Linked DNA regions of Homo sapiens: region 2 is linked to region 1. Evidence: chromatin contacts called from ENCODE Hi-C data. All regions are on one chromosome and are shown on one strand. The core of a region is the stretch at or near the end of the contact, and the rest is flanking DNA. Distances in the headings are between cores, read along the strand shown. Region 1 holds the start of OSBP (oxysterol binding protein). Region 2 holds the start of TTC9C (tetratricopeptide repeat domain 9C).

Region 1 (6,938 bases), core at 2,683-5,182:
ATAAGACACTTCACATAGAATACCAAGCTTCACATAAAATATCAAGCTTCTAGCACAATCGAGTGTCTAACACAAACTGTGTCATTTCCCTACCACCCGCTGGTTATGCCCAGGAACCTGCATGTTGAGACTGCACTTTTCCCTGTCCAAATTGGAACACAGAGGTCAAAGTCCTTTGCCAACTGCCACAGTACAAAGCAGAGCCATTTCCCTTTCAGTGGAGTCAAGCAGCCAAACACACCTGGCATATCCAGAATTCCTGCATGCCAGAAATGGCACACACCCCATAAGATTTGGTATGTTTGAGAAAGTCTGGAAGACAGGTTTGTTGTTCAATTTTTCACATGAACTGCTCTTCCTTCCTCAAATAGTATGGGAAGGCCAGAAGGGTCTCAATGAACTGGGCCATTTTCCATCTCCTGCACCTGCCACACTGTAACATGAATCCGTTTTTTCTATTCTTACCTCCCCACCCCCAAGCTTCAGTTACATTATGAATAATGCAGGCTGAATTACAGATGCACAGCTGACAGGCCAGCTCGCTCATGTTTTCTACTCCAAGTATACTACTTGGACCTTCCTCCACATTCCTCCTTATTGGAGCTTTTTGGAAACCACTTCTTAGGAATCTCTTCTGCCTGGGTCATCATTGTAGGAATCTCTTCTGCCTGGGTCATCATTGTAAACTAAAGAAGTTTCTCAAATTACAAAAAGTCTGTAGCAGTTTAAAAAATACCAAGGAACTCTGGGAGTAAGGCAGACTTGATCTCGGAGCTCTTGAGTCTGGGCAGATACACTTATGATTATAAATGATTAGTGCAGAAGCTGGAAAGACATGAATCTCAGGGTACAAGATAGGTTCTTCAGGCACTACAATATTAGGTGGTATTTTCTGGCCAGAAAGTTCTTCCCTGAAAAGGCTAGCTGAAATAGTAATTCAATCTCTAGAAGCTAGCCAGGAGAACTAATACTATGGCCTGTCACAATGTTTCTGGGAGAGTTGGGATTCCATATAAGGTTTTAAGTAATGGGACATCTAAGTAACTGGGTACGTAAGGAAGCCCAGGATAGGTAAAGGAAGTGGTTTGCCAAGGCCTATTAGGACAGCTCATCCGAGGATGGGTCTAGGAAGTACACAATCCCACTTAAAAGGAAAACAGTATTTTGGAAACAGCATATATAAGAAACTGCAGGTTTTGGAGGTATGAAAAGCAGGAGGAATGACAACTTGTCTAAATAATTCTTGGAGGAAGATGAGGACCAGAAGAATCCTGCAGGAAAAAATAAACTGCCAGTATACTTGATAGGAGGTATTTCAGTGCAATTTTGAGGGTAGTGCACAGATTGATAACTCTGGATCCCGCTGGTTTGTTTATGGGTGGGACCACCTAAGTTGACTAGGGCAGGCCTATGGCATATTTCCCAATATGTGGTTTGGTATGTTTTGGAAGGAGTTTTATATGTAGTCAGACAGGTACCACTAGCTCTTGTAAGGGAGAAGTTAAAAGTGGTAACAAATACTTAAAGAGACAGCAACATGTAAGTTATTAGTGTCTAAGATCACTATTGATCAACACTAGTACTGATCAAAGAATCAACTGGCCTGGAAAGTGGATCCGGTAAGAACTTGGATGAGAAATGACCACATACGAAGGCCCTGAGGTGATATACAATTTTTGAAAATGCAAAAACAGTATTAATATTGACTTGCGACACAAGTCAGGATATAAATCAATTAAACATTAAAATGATGGTCAATAATAACAGGAAAACATGAACTTGAATGAGAGAAAAATCTGGGGAAATTAAAATTTTAGATTTGTAATCTAAGTTTAAATGGATGGTCCTGGATAAGTAGTTCGAAAGGGTCATAATTAAAATCAATTCTGAATACAGTAATGCAAATGAAATATACAATTATTCACAACTGTTGATTAAGCAGTGAGGATGAGCTATCTAAGGCATTTTGCCCTGTAAGAGGACAGGTAAAAATGTGTTCCTGCCAACAACCTCCAACTCCCACCTTCAATTTCTCCTCAAAATTCTCTAAGAGCCAATACAGTGGAGTTGATGGAAAAGAGACTTGTTCAGCCTAACTCTCTGGGTAGCAGAATGATTCCTGGTGAAGGAAAAGAAATATAGAGTGAGCTGCTCTTCAACATCAGTGTTTTGGGTCTCAAAGAGGATGGTCTCTGGAAAAAAATATTTCAATTGGAATGTCATTAAGCAAAATATCCCTTAAAGGAGACTTTTATACTTTTTGCATAAAATACACATAGTAAGCATGATCCATAAAATTACTTGCTATTGATAAGCAATTATCTCTGTAACTGACCGATTCATTTCACACTAACCTGAGTTTTAGGTTAGATTAGTGTGAACAGAAGTAGTTTCAAATCCCAGCTGCTCAAAAACCTTGGGAAAGTTGCCCATGCTAAGTCTGTTTTCCTCATCAGTAAGATGGGAATATTTCCCAACTCCTAGGGTTGTTGTTGGGAGTCAACAAAATACTATAATGAAATACTGTATATAAAACACCTAGACACATTGTCCAGCCCTCAGGAAATGTTTACGCCCTGTCCCCAAATCACCTATCTTAACTCCTCTATCCTTTTTAGCCCAAAAGCGTGCCATGTGATGGCCAGGTTATGAGTCACCATAAATATATATTAAACAGTCCAAAATAAACCTTGTTGAACAGAAGTAATCACACCAAAGACATGGATTCTTCTTTTAATAAAAGTTAATCCTAACTAACCAAAAAATCACAGAAATGCCAGATAAAACACTTAATCATTTCCACGGGAGGAGGTGGGGCAAGCAAAAATAAAAGCAGCACTGGGGTGCACATCTCCATTCTGGGCTGTCCAGAGGCCAAAGCACATGCAAAGTCTTGGAGAGATAAGGCAGAAAGGGGACGGAATACCGAAGCCACCCTGTGTGTGTGATGCCCTTATGTCTGAATGTGAAGGGAGCAAGGACGGGTACATCCAGAGCTACGAATAACCTTGAGTTTTGGAGACTGGGCACTGACAGCTACAACTTGGGACTTCCACTGTAAGTTCCTTGGGAGGAGTGCCTCGGGTTTGTTCTGCTGCATGTGTTCCCTTAGTACCTACACCAGTGCCTTGCTTGCAGAATTAATAATTGCACCCATGTGCTGGTGGAAATACAATGGAAGCACAGACGCTCTCCAAACGACTAATGACTGGAAAGGCCGGGAGCGAAGGGAAGATAAGGCACCAAGAGTGGGTAACCCGAGGGGAGGGGAGGTGTACGTCCAGGGGCTTTTCACTTTCGTGACAGTGGGCTCCGACCCCTGGGCTGTCAATCCGCACAGATGACGAAAAGGGGCCTGGGGCAACCCTGGCTGCGGTGCCGGCTGGCGGTAATGCCGGAGCTGGGACTGTTGGCAGATATGGGGGAGGCAAGGTGAGCGACAGCGCCCCGGAAGCAGTTACCTGTAGTAGCTCAGGAGCCCGTTGCTCAGCACGAACCATCGCCGCTGGTAGCCTTTGATATAATTGGTCCATTTGAAGAGCCAGCCCTCTCGAGCCGAGCCCGAACCCCCAGCGCCCGAGCCGCCCGAGCCCCCAGTCGGCGGCGCAGGGGCCGGGCCAGCCGCCGCCACTCCCCCGGCCCCCGGGCCCGGGCCTCCCGCCGCCGCCGCGACCACCGTCCCTGACGCGGCCCCGGAGCCTGGCCCCGCATCTCCGCGGCCGCCGCCTCCTCCCACCACTGGGGGACCGGCGCCGCCGCCGCCAAGTGCTGCAATGGCTGCCGGGCCTGGCCCCACCACTCCTCTCAGCTCCGTCGCCGCCATGAGCCGCCGCCGCCTGGAGATACAAGACCGGAACCGCCTACGAGAGCCGCCGTCGCCGCCCGGAGCGCCCCACACGGCTACCGCATCAGCCACCGCCGCGCAGCGTCCCCGCCCCGCCCGGCCAGCCGCGGGGAGGAGGGCTCGGCCGCCGGGAAGAAGGACGTCGATTGGTGCCGCTGAGTGTCACTTGAGGAAGACCCCGCGGATATTGGCATTTCTCTCGGGCCTGTCATTCTACAGCGCCCAGTGAGAGCCTGGGGTGGGACGCGTCCGCCAGACCCACCTTTGATTGGTTCAGATAAAGGCCAATCAGACTTTTGGGGAAGCTCATTGGTGCTTTCCTGAAGTTTCCAGCGCTCAGGGAGGACGGGAGAATGCGGAATGCCCGGCCAATCTGATCGCCGATTGGCTGCTGTTTCCGCCATTCATTTCAGTTTATGCGCCTGTCACTGCCACGTCACCCCCTCCCATCGCTCTTCTCATCATCCTTTTCCGCCCTCATGGATTGGTGGTTGGTATCAGCTGCTCCACCTTTTCTACCATTTACTGAACGAGTTGAGGAAAAAGGGAAGGAGTCTCGTCTTTACATCCTTATTTTCTTTTTTTATTGGTTGGCACCTATGCCACTCACGTGGTGGAGAGGCGGGGCAATAGTTGGAGATGATTGGTTCTGAGAATTGGCTGTGAAAGCGGCATTGCTGACCAGTGAGAGAGACCTAATGAGGAGCAGGCCGGGGCAACCAATGAAATCGGAGAAGAGCGCTTGGGGGCGTGTCCGCCTGCTTTCAGCCTTTGGCAAGTTGGTGGGAGGTGAAAGTGACTTGGCCTCTTAAAAGCGTTTTTTTCACGTGGGTGTGATGTCGTGTTCCGTTTTTCTGAATAAGAACTTCGTAGCTTCTTGTTAGGAAGAACCTGGAGGACAGAGTAACTCTCGGCAGTCAGCCCCCGCCTGAGGCTCTCTTGAAGGACCCCCTTCTAACTCGAAGCTGGATACCCAGATTCCAGGGGTGCCCAGAAGTAGCTTTTCCAGCCCCTTCCTGGATCCATGGTCCCCCTAGTTCCCTTCCCTGTTTGCTCTTTATCGCTCCACACCCCTTGTGTCTTGATTCTAGACTGTCATATGCCTATACCGATTCTGTCCCCTTCAGAAGTAGATTCGCGAGGACCTGACTTTATGTGTCTCTTCCAGACCTAAAGGCCCTTGGTTTTAGCATCATAGGTGCCATGTATATGCTTAACTTTGAACAGAAAATTATTATTTTTTGTATCTTTAAACTGATATATCGTAGTTGTACATATTTAACTTTGGACAGAAAATTTTTTTTATATCTTTAAACTGATATAGTTGTACATATTTTCAGGGATACATCTGATATTGTGATACATGTATTCAATGTATAATTATCAAATCAGTGTAATTGGGATATCCATCATCTCAAACATTATCTTTGTGTTGGGAACATTTTCTGCTATGCGTTCTCTTGTAGCAGGAAATCGTTATTTTTGATCAACTGACTATTCACACATTTGTGAAGATTACAAATTCAGTAACTAATGTAACATTTAGATGTAAGCTATTGTTGCAAATGTAACCTAAAGCGCCGTACTTTAGGGAATCTAGCATCTGTTACATTTTGCTAGTTTGAACAGGCAATAGAAATAGCTATTAGATACTGTAAAAGAAATTGACTTTCTTTGCCAATGTGCTTCCCAGTGTCAATAAATTAAAGTATCCTTTTTAAGAAAATCGTTTCAAAAGAAGCGAAGTATTTATTGAATTCTGGAGAGAGAATACTCTTTAAAAATCTGCAATTTTTACTATCAGGGATCATTTGTATAGCTCATTACTAGTGAATTTCTCTGAATGTGTAGAGCAAAATAAAATCTGCTATTAGATGTAGGCTATTTGGGATTAATTTTTTTTTTAACTGAGCTAGAGTTAATCCATTTAGGCTTGAGTCCTGCTTTTGCTACTTACTGGGTCTATTACTTTGAGAAAATTATTTAAGCACTCCAAGTCTCAGTTTTCACTTATGTTAAACAGGAATAAAACCTCACAGGGATGCTGTTGTGATTAAGTGCGTTTGAATGTGTTTGATAAACTGTAGATAGCTACAAACATGTGAGTTGTGTTGCCAAACACATCTCACAGGTTACTTGCCATCACAAAGGAGAAACATACTTTTACAATGGGGAGATCTGGCAGTCCCCACCTTAACCCAGTTATCCAATGTGTATCAGTAACCCTTGGACAACCAACATTTTTATGAAGTTCCCAGTGTGCTGCAGCATAAAGTATACAGCATCACTTAATGGTGTTTTCTTGCCAAAATACTGAAAGTTAATCTAATCAAGGCTTTGGATCTAAACTCCAGTTTACTGGGCTGGAGGAACCAGTTGAACCATAACCCCAAGGAGATAATCAGATAAATCAAGAACGTGAAGCATTCTATAAGACAACTATTTTATAGAAGATAAGACATAAAGATCAAGGAAAATCAATGTCATAAAAATGGTCAGGGGTGATTGTTCTAAATTTGAAAAAAAACTTAAAGAGATACAATCAAATGCTTAATTGGATTCTGGTTCTGAAAAAGCAGGCTTTTAGACATTTTTGAGACAATTGGGGAAATTTGAAAATGGACTGGTATCAGATGTTGTTAGTTATTACATTTGTTCATTGTAATAATGGTATGCTGGACATGGGGGAAAACATCTTTACAACTTGGAGAAACGTAGGAGTGAAGAGTTATGATATCCGTAACTCTCTTTGAAATGGTTCAGCAAAAAAGAAAGATAAGAGACCAGTCTGGGCAACATAAATAAACCTGTCTCTACTAAAAACAAAAGCAAAACAAAACAAAACAAAAAAATTAGCTGGGCATGGAGGCCTGTGCCTGTAGTTCCAGCTACTTGGGAGACTGAGGTGGGAGGACTGATTGAGCCCAGGAGGTCGAGGCTACAGTGAGCTGTGATTGTGCCACTGCACTCCAGCCTGACAGAGTGAGGCCCTATCTCTCTCTCACACACACACACACACACACACACACACACACACACACACAGAGCCAAGGAAAGATAAATACTTTGAAATGCATACATACACATCTGTCTG
Region 2 (7,248 bases), core at 1-2,500, 3.1 Mb after region 1:
GCCGCCGCCCGCCTCCGCCTCACGCGCCAGCACTGAGCCCGCGCGAGCGAGCGCACGCACGCAGGAGCGGAGGCCGCGCACGGTCCCGCTGCGCAGTGTTTGCTTCTCCTTCGTCTCCCCTCCCCCTTTCGGCTCACGGAGCCCAAAACAACGCAGCAGGGAGCTGTTTCCCCTCCAGGCCCTTGGTTCCCCAGCCGCGGGCAGGCGCGCGCGGAGGACGACGGAGTTCCTCCCGCTTCCTCCCGCCCTCTGGCGCCCCCGGGCCAATCGCCGCCGGTGCTTTTATCGCGCAGCCGCAGTGGAGTCCAAGACGGGCAAGGCTGGCTGCAGCTCAAGTGCCTCGTAGCACGGAAGCGTGTGCGCGCCGGTCTTTCAGTACTTCCAGCCGGGGAGTTCTGCGCAGCCGCCCGGAGCTCCCCGATGCCATGCCCCTCCCACCACCCTTACTTCCGTCTGACTTCCATTTGCTGTGGCGTTTTAGGGGTCGCTAGCCTCTTTTCCCTACTGTCTGTGCTTGCAGCAGTAACGACAAAAAAAAAGTCATTAGAGAATGTGTTGCAACATGTAAGCCTAGTAGCAATTGTTTTTCTGGCTAGGAAGCAAAAGGGCTCCCCAGAACGAAGAAATACTGTAATCCGGGCCCTCCTTTTTCCTCAACGCCTCAACTTCTACCCAGCAACAGAGGCCCTTGAACCCGCCCTTTTTCTCTTATTGGACAACTTGAATCGTCATTTGCCGTTCCGATTGGTCATCCGTGATCGTCCGGATTTTTCCAATTGGCGAAGCTGCCAGGGGAATTTTTTTTTTTTTTTTTTCCCAGGTTGGTCCGCTGAGGAGGCGGGGTCGTTTCTGCGGGATTATTTTTCCGGAGCCTCTTCTGATTGGGTGGTGTGGCGCAATGCGCGCGACCCTCAAGATACCAAACTGTACGCATCTCTGACCCTTTCCTCTCCTTGCTCCTGCTGGTAAACCGAAGCCCAGGAGACTTCCAGGTTTGGGCATCTGCAGAGGGCGAGGAACTGGTCACGGCGCCGGGTGGGCTTGCAGCTGTGACGCTTATGTGGACACCTCAGTGTCGCTGGTGGTTCACCTCGGCTTCCCAGTTTATTTATTGACGTCAACAAATAAATGTTGAATAAGGAAGAAGAGTTAGAATTGCTTGAAGCCCTCTGGAGTTTTAGCACTAGTCCCGCCCACTCCCTTCTACTTCCAGGTCGGGGGGGGGCGGGTCCAATAGAAAGGCGGAAGCCAGTGTCCCAGGCGTTCTCACGCCCGCAACAATTCCTGAGTAGGGCCTTGCTTGAGTTCTTCGGAAAGTCTCATCCACCCCCACATCGCCTCTTTAGGAAGTCACTTAATGTTGGGCTTCATTATTCCCACATCCCTTTCCTTACTACTTGCCTGCACTTCTTGAGAAAAAGACTGCAGAAAGGAGAGGTGGGGCTTTCAGTAGAAACAAGCAAACCGCAGGTCCCTGTGGGGGGACTCTCCAGGAAGAAGGGTAATTTCCTGCCTCCTTAAATTGGCTGCTACTGTCAGTTATTTTGCTCCCAACCCCAGAGCTTCACTTGCTCCTTCACTTCCCAGTTCCGCAAGAACCGTGGGCGACAGTTATGGAGAAGCGTCTGCAGGAGGCTCAGCTGTACAAGGAGGAAGGGAACCAGCGCTACCGGGAAGGGAAGTACCGAGATGCTGTGAGTAGGTACCATCGAGCTCTGCTTCAGCTGCGGGGTCTGGATCCGAGTCTGCCCTCTCCGTTACCTAATCTCGGACCTCAGGGCCCGGCCCTCACGCCTGAACAAGAAAACATATTGCATACCACCCAGACAGACTGCTATAACAATCTAGCTGGTAAGAACGGGGCTAAAGGGTGGCTAGAGAGCATTAAGACAGGAACATGAACATCTGTGAACATTGGGGGAAAAAACGCTGACTTTTTTTTTTTTTTACTGTCATCCATTTATTCTGCCATGAATTGGAATAACCTGTCAATCTGTGCGGCTGTAATTAAGTTGCCATAGAGCAGGGCTTCTCAGACTTCACCTGGAGAGTCTGTTAAAACACAACCTCCTCGGCCCCATCCCCAGAGATTCGGATGGGTCTGACGTGGGGCCTATCAGTTTGCATTTCTTTATTTTTTTATTTTATTTTATTTTATTTTATTTTATTTTATTTTTTTTTGAGATGGAGTCTCGCTCTGTCTCCCAGGCTGGAGTGCACTGGCGCGGTCTGGGCTCACTGCAGCCTCCCCGTCCCGGGTTCAAGCAATTCTCCTGTCTTAGCCTGCCCAGTAGCCGGGATTACAGGCGCCCGCCAGCCACCACGCCCAGCTAATTTTTTTTTTTTTTTTTTTTTTTGAGACGGAGTTTCGCTCTTGTTGCCCAGGTTGGAGTGCAGTGGCGTGATTTCGGCTCACCGCAACCTCTGCCTCCCGAGTTCAAGCGATTCTCCTGCCTCAGCTTCCTGAGTAGCTGGGATTACAGGCATGCGCCACCATGCCCAGCTAATTTTTGTATTTTTAGTAGAGACGGGGTTTCATAATATTGGTCAGGCTGGTCTTGAACTACTGACCTCAGGTAATCCACGCGCCTCTACCTTCCAAGGTGCTGGGATTACATGCGTGAGCCACCGCACCCAGCCCCAGTTTGCATTTCTAACAGCCTTCTGGGTATTGTTGATAGCTTTAGGTAATTTTGCATGCTATAGGGAAAAACTATACTTAAGGTCAGGCCATTGTTTATTTAAGGGACATTTAATATTTGTGAAACACGTTCATTTCTTTAGCTGCTAGTTTAGATCCCTTATATTCAGTGGGTCGTATAGCTTTTCCTCATTTTTCTTTTCCTTTTTCTTTTTTTGAGAAGAGCTTCGCTCTTGTTGCCCAAGCTGGGGTGCAATGGCACGATCTCGGCTCACTGCAACCTCCTCCTCCCGGGTTCAGGCGATTCTCCTGCCTGAGCCTCTGGAATAGCTGGGATACAGGCGCGTGCCACCACGCCTGGCTAATTTTTTGTATTTTTAGTAGAAACGGGGTTTCACCATGTTAGCCAGGCTAGTCTGGATTCCTGACCTCAGGTGATTCGCCCGCCTCGGCCTCGCAAAGTGCTGGGATTACAGGCATGAGCCACTGCACCCGGCCCAGTAATTTTTATTTATTGAGTGCCTATAACATGTTGGGCAGTCATTTACAGATATCTGCCATCTTCACAAAACTGCAAGGATTATCACCATTTTACAGATAAGGAAATCAGATCCTGTCACTGCCTGAAACACCCCATTGGCATCTCATCACACTTAGAAGAAAATCCAAACTCACCTCGAGGCCCCAGCACCAACTAGCTCTTTTATTTTTTTTGAGACTGAATTTTGCTCTTGTTGCCCAGGCTGGAGTGCAATGGCACGATCTTGGCTCACTGCAACCTCCGCCTCCCGGGTTCAAGCAATTCTCCTTCCTCAGCCTCCCAAGTAGCTGGGATTAGAGGCATGTGGCACCATGCCCTGCTAATTTTGTATTTTTAGTAGAGATGGGATTTCTTCATGTTGGTCAGACTGGTCTCAAACTCCCAGCCTCAGGTGATCCGCCCACCTCGGCCTCCCAAAGTGCTGGGATTACAGGCTTGAGCCACCACGCCTGGCCTTATTTTTTATTTTATTTATTTATTTTTTTTTTTGAGACGGTGTCTCACTCTGTTGCTCAGGCTGGAGTGCAGTGGCGTGATCTCAGCTCACTGCAACCTTTGCCTTCCAGGTTCAAGCGATTCTCCTGCCTCAGCCTTCCAAGTAGCTGGGATCACAGGCACCTGCCACCATGCCTGGCTAATTTTGGTATTTTTAGTAGAGACGGGGTTTTGCCATGTTGGCCAGGCTGGTCTCGAGCTCCTGACCTCAGGTGAGCCACCCACCTCGGCCTCCCAAAGTGCTGGGATTATGGGTGTGAGCCACCATGCCCTTCCCAAACTGGCCCTTTTATACACTTAATGTCCAAAGTACATTTCCACCTTCACACTTTTGTAGGCTGTCTTTCCAGCTAGAATGCCCTGTCCCTTGAATGACACTTATCCAGATTTGGACTCAAAAGTTGCTTCCTTAGAGAAGCCTTCTGTAGCTGGTGCAGTGGCTCACAACTGTAATCCCAACACCTTGGTAGGCCGAGGAGTTCAAGACCAGCCTGGGAAATGTGGCGCAACCCGGTCTCTACAAAAAATACAAAAATTAGCCAGGCATGGTTGTGCTTGCCGGTAGTCCCAGCTATTCTGGAAACTGAGGTGGGCCAATGTCTTGAGCATGGGAGGCCGGGGCTGCAGTGAGCCAAGATTGGGCCACTGCCCTCCAGCCTGGGTGACAGAGCAAGTAAGACTCTGTCCCCCGATTCCTCCCACCAAAAAGCCTTCCAGAAGCAAACAGCACTCTGACTTCATTCATTCTCTGTCCCGACATAGTTTTATTTTTCTTAAAGCACTTTTTTTTTTTTTGAGACAGAGTCTTGCTCTGTCGCCCAGGCTGGAGTGCAGTGGCGTGATCTCACCGCAAGCTCTGCCTCCCAGGTTCATGCCGTTCTGCCCCAACCTCCCGAATAGCTGGGACTACAGGCGCCCACCACCACGCCCAGCTAATTTTTTTTTTGTATTTTTAGTAGAGACGGGGTCTCACCTTGTTAGCCAGGATGGTCTCCATCTCCTGACCTAGTGATCCTCCCGCCTTGGCCTCCCAAAGTGCTGGGATTACAGGTGTGAGCCACCGCGCCTGGTCAGCACTTTTTTTTTTTTTTTTTTTTTTTTTGAGACCAAGTCTCACTCTGTCGCCCAGGCTGGCGTCAGTGGCGCAATTCTGGCTCACTGCAAGCTCTGCCTCCTGGGTTCACACCATTCCCCTGCCTCAGTCTCCCGAGTAGCTGGGACTACAGGCGCCCGCCACCACGCCTGGCTAATTTTTTGTATTTTTAGTAGAGACGGGGTTTTACCGTGTTAGCCAGGATGGTCTCGATCTCCTGACCTCATGATCTGCCTGCCTCAGCCTCCCAAAGTGCTGGCATTACAGGCGTGAGCCACTGCGTCCAGCCTCTTAAAGCACTTTTAAAAATTAATTTACTTGGGCCGGGCATGGTGGCTCATGTCTGTAATCCCAGCACTTTGGGAGGCCGAGGTGGGCGGATCACCTGAGGTCAGGAGTTCAAGACCAGCCTGACCAACATGGAGAAACCCATCTGCACTAAAAATACAAAAAAATTAGCCAGGCGTGGTGGTGCATGCCTGTAATCGCATCTACTAGGGAGGCTGAGGCAGGAGAATTGCTTGAACCTGGGAGGCGGAGGTTGTGGTGAACCAAGATCGCGCCATTGCACACTCCAGCCTGGGCAACAAGAGCAAAACTCCGTCTCAAAAAAAAAAAAAATTAATTTACTTGGGCCAGGTGCGGTGGCTCACGCCTGTAATCCCAGCCCTTTGGGAGCCCATGACAGGCAGATCACGAGGTCAGGAGATGGAGACCATCCTGGCTGATATGGTGAAACTCCATCTCTATTAAAAATATTTTAAAAATTAGCTGGGTGTGGTGGCAGGTGCCTGTAGTCCCAGCTACTTGGGAAGCTGAGGCAAGAGAATCGCTTGAACCTGGGATGTGGAGGTTGCAGTCAGCCAAGATCGTACCAGTGCACTCCAGCCTGGGCAACAGAGGGAGACTCTGTCTAAAAACAAACAAACAAAAAATTCATTTACTTGTTTCTTCTGTATTCCTCCACTTTTTTTTTTTTTTTTTGACCACTTGGTGGGGATGTTGTAGAAGGGATACAGACATCAGCACAGGCCCTTTAATGTGCTCATCACTGCTGATTCTTGATCTTTCTCAGCACCATGATTTAATAATACTATGTTTAATTCCCACAGTTGTGAAATAGGGAGTGTTTCCCTTCTTAATCATAAAAAGGCAGAACATTGACCTGAATTGCCTGAATTGACTCCTCTGCAGGTTTGTATTTCAAGGTCCCATTAAGTCATCCAAGAGAATAGTGAAGTTATATGCTGTATTGTTACTGAGAATGATGATTTTGGAGTTAGACAACACTTCATTCAAATTTCATATTCCACCTAGAACCTGTAAGATCTTAGACAAGTTATTTGTCTGAGTCTTGATTTCTTCATCCACTAAATGAAGATAGTAACACCTATTTAATAGTGTAGATGCGAAGATTAAACAAGACAGTGTATATCAAGCACATAGCACAGCGCTTGCCATTTCCTGACAATTAATGGCAACCATTATTAACAAAGCTGCAGTACAAGAACTGTGGTGAAATGGGGGATTCAGGACATAGAGCCTCAGGTAGAAGAGATACAATGAAGGTTAGTTTGTTTTTTAAAAAATTGTAATTTATCTAATTTTTTTTTTTTAAGATGGAGTCTTGCTCCATAACCCAGGCTGGAGTGCAGTGGTACAATCTCGGCTCACTGCATATCTAATTTTATATAAAAAATTAATGGGGCCGGGCACAGTGACTCACGCCTGTAATCCCAGCACTTTGGGAGGCAGAGGCAGGTGGATCACAAGGTCAGGAGTTCGAGACCAGCTTGACCAACATGGTGAAACCCCGTCTGTACTAAAAATACAAAAATTAGCCAGGCATGGTGGTGAGCGCCTATAATCCCAGTTACTCAGGAGGCTGAGGCAGAAGAATCACTTGAACCTGGGAGGCAGAGGTTGCGATGAGCCAAGATCACGCTACTGCACTCCAGCCTGCACGACAGAGCGAGACCTCCATCTCAAAAAATAATAATAATAATGAGGGGGCTGGGCAGGGTGGTTCACGTCTATAATCCCAGTACATTGGGAGGCTGAGGCCAGCGAATCACCTGAGGTCAGGAGTTCAAGACAAGCCTGGCCAACATGGCGAAAACCCATCTCTACAAAAATACAAAAATTAGCCGGGCATGGTGATGTGTGCCTGTAATCCCAGCTACTCGGGAAGCTGAGGCAGGAGAATCACTTGAACCCAGGAGGCGGAGGTTGCCGTGAGCTGAGATCGCGCCATTGCACTCCAGCCTGGGCGACAGAGCGAGACTCCATCTCAAAAAAAAAAATAGGGTCTCACCTGGGCATAGTGGCTCATGCCTATAATCCCAGTACTTTGGGAGGCCAAGGTGGACAGATCACTTGAGGTCAGGAGTTTGAGAACAGCCTGGCCAACATGGTGAAACCCCATCTCTACTGAAAACACAAAAATTAGCTGGACATGGGTAATCCCAGCTACTCGGG

Evidence for each region. Hi-C counts contacts between places; a loop is a spot of excess contacts on that map. Pooled maps may share reads with other maps.
Region 2: a map of naive thymus-derived CD4-positive, alpha-beta T cell shows a loop between it and region 1 (26-fold over the local background). The contact joins the promoter of TTC9C here to the promoter of OSBP in region 1. A Hi-C loop is called at or near these places in 1 of 168 maps with a recorded cell type or tissue (naive thymus-derived CD4-positive, alpha-beta T cell), 1 of 37 single-sample maps with no recorded cell type and 2 of 50 pooled maps.

The regions. Positions count from the first base shown.
Region 1 is chr11:59,611,842-59,618,779 of GRCh38, forward strand. OSBP (oxysterol binding protein) reads right to left here and starts at 3,933. Exons shown (of 14, transcript NM_002556.3): 1 at 3,462-3,933. The coding sequence starts at 3,823. LOC101927226 (a long non-coding RNA gene) reads left to right here and starts at 4,113. Exons shown (of 3, transcript XR_001748237.2): 1 at 4,113-4,334. RefSeq lists silencers at 3,566-3,785, 3,806-4,105 and an enhancer at 4,306-4,395.
Region 2 is chr11:62,727,236-62,734,483 of GRCh38, forward strand. It overlaps TTC9C (tetratricopeptide repeat domain 9C), which reads left to right and starts at 1,251. Exons shown (of 3, transcript NM_173810.4): 1 at 1,251-1,851. The coding sequence starts at 1,614. HNRNPUL2 (heterogeneous nuclear ribonucleoprotein U like 2) reads right to left here and starts at 222. Exons shown (of 14, transcript NM_001079559.3): 1 at 1-222. It overlaps HNRNPUL2-BSCL2 (HNRNPUL2-BSCL2 readthrough (NMD candidate)), which reads right to left and starts at 149. Exons shown (of 24, transcript NR_037946.1): 1 at 1-149. RefSeq lists silencers at 1-42, 213-372 and enhancers at 633-682, 933-1,132, 1,523-1,632.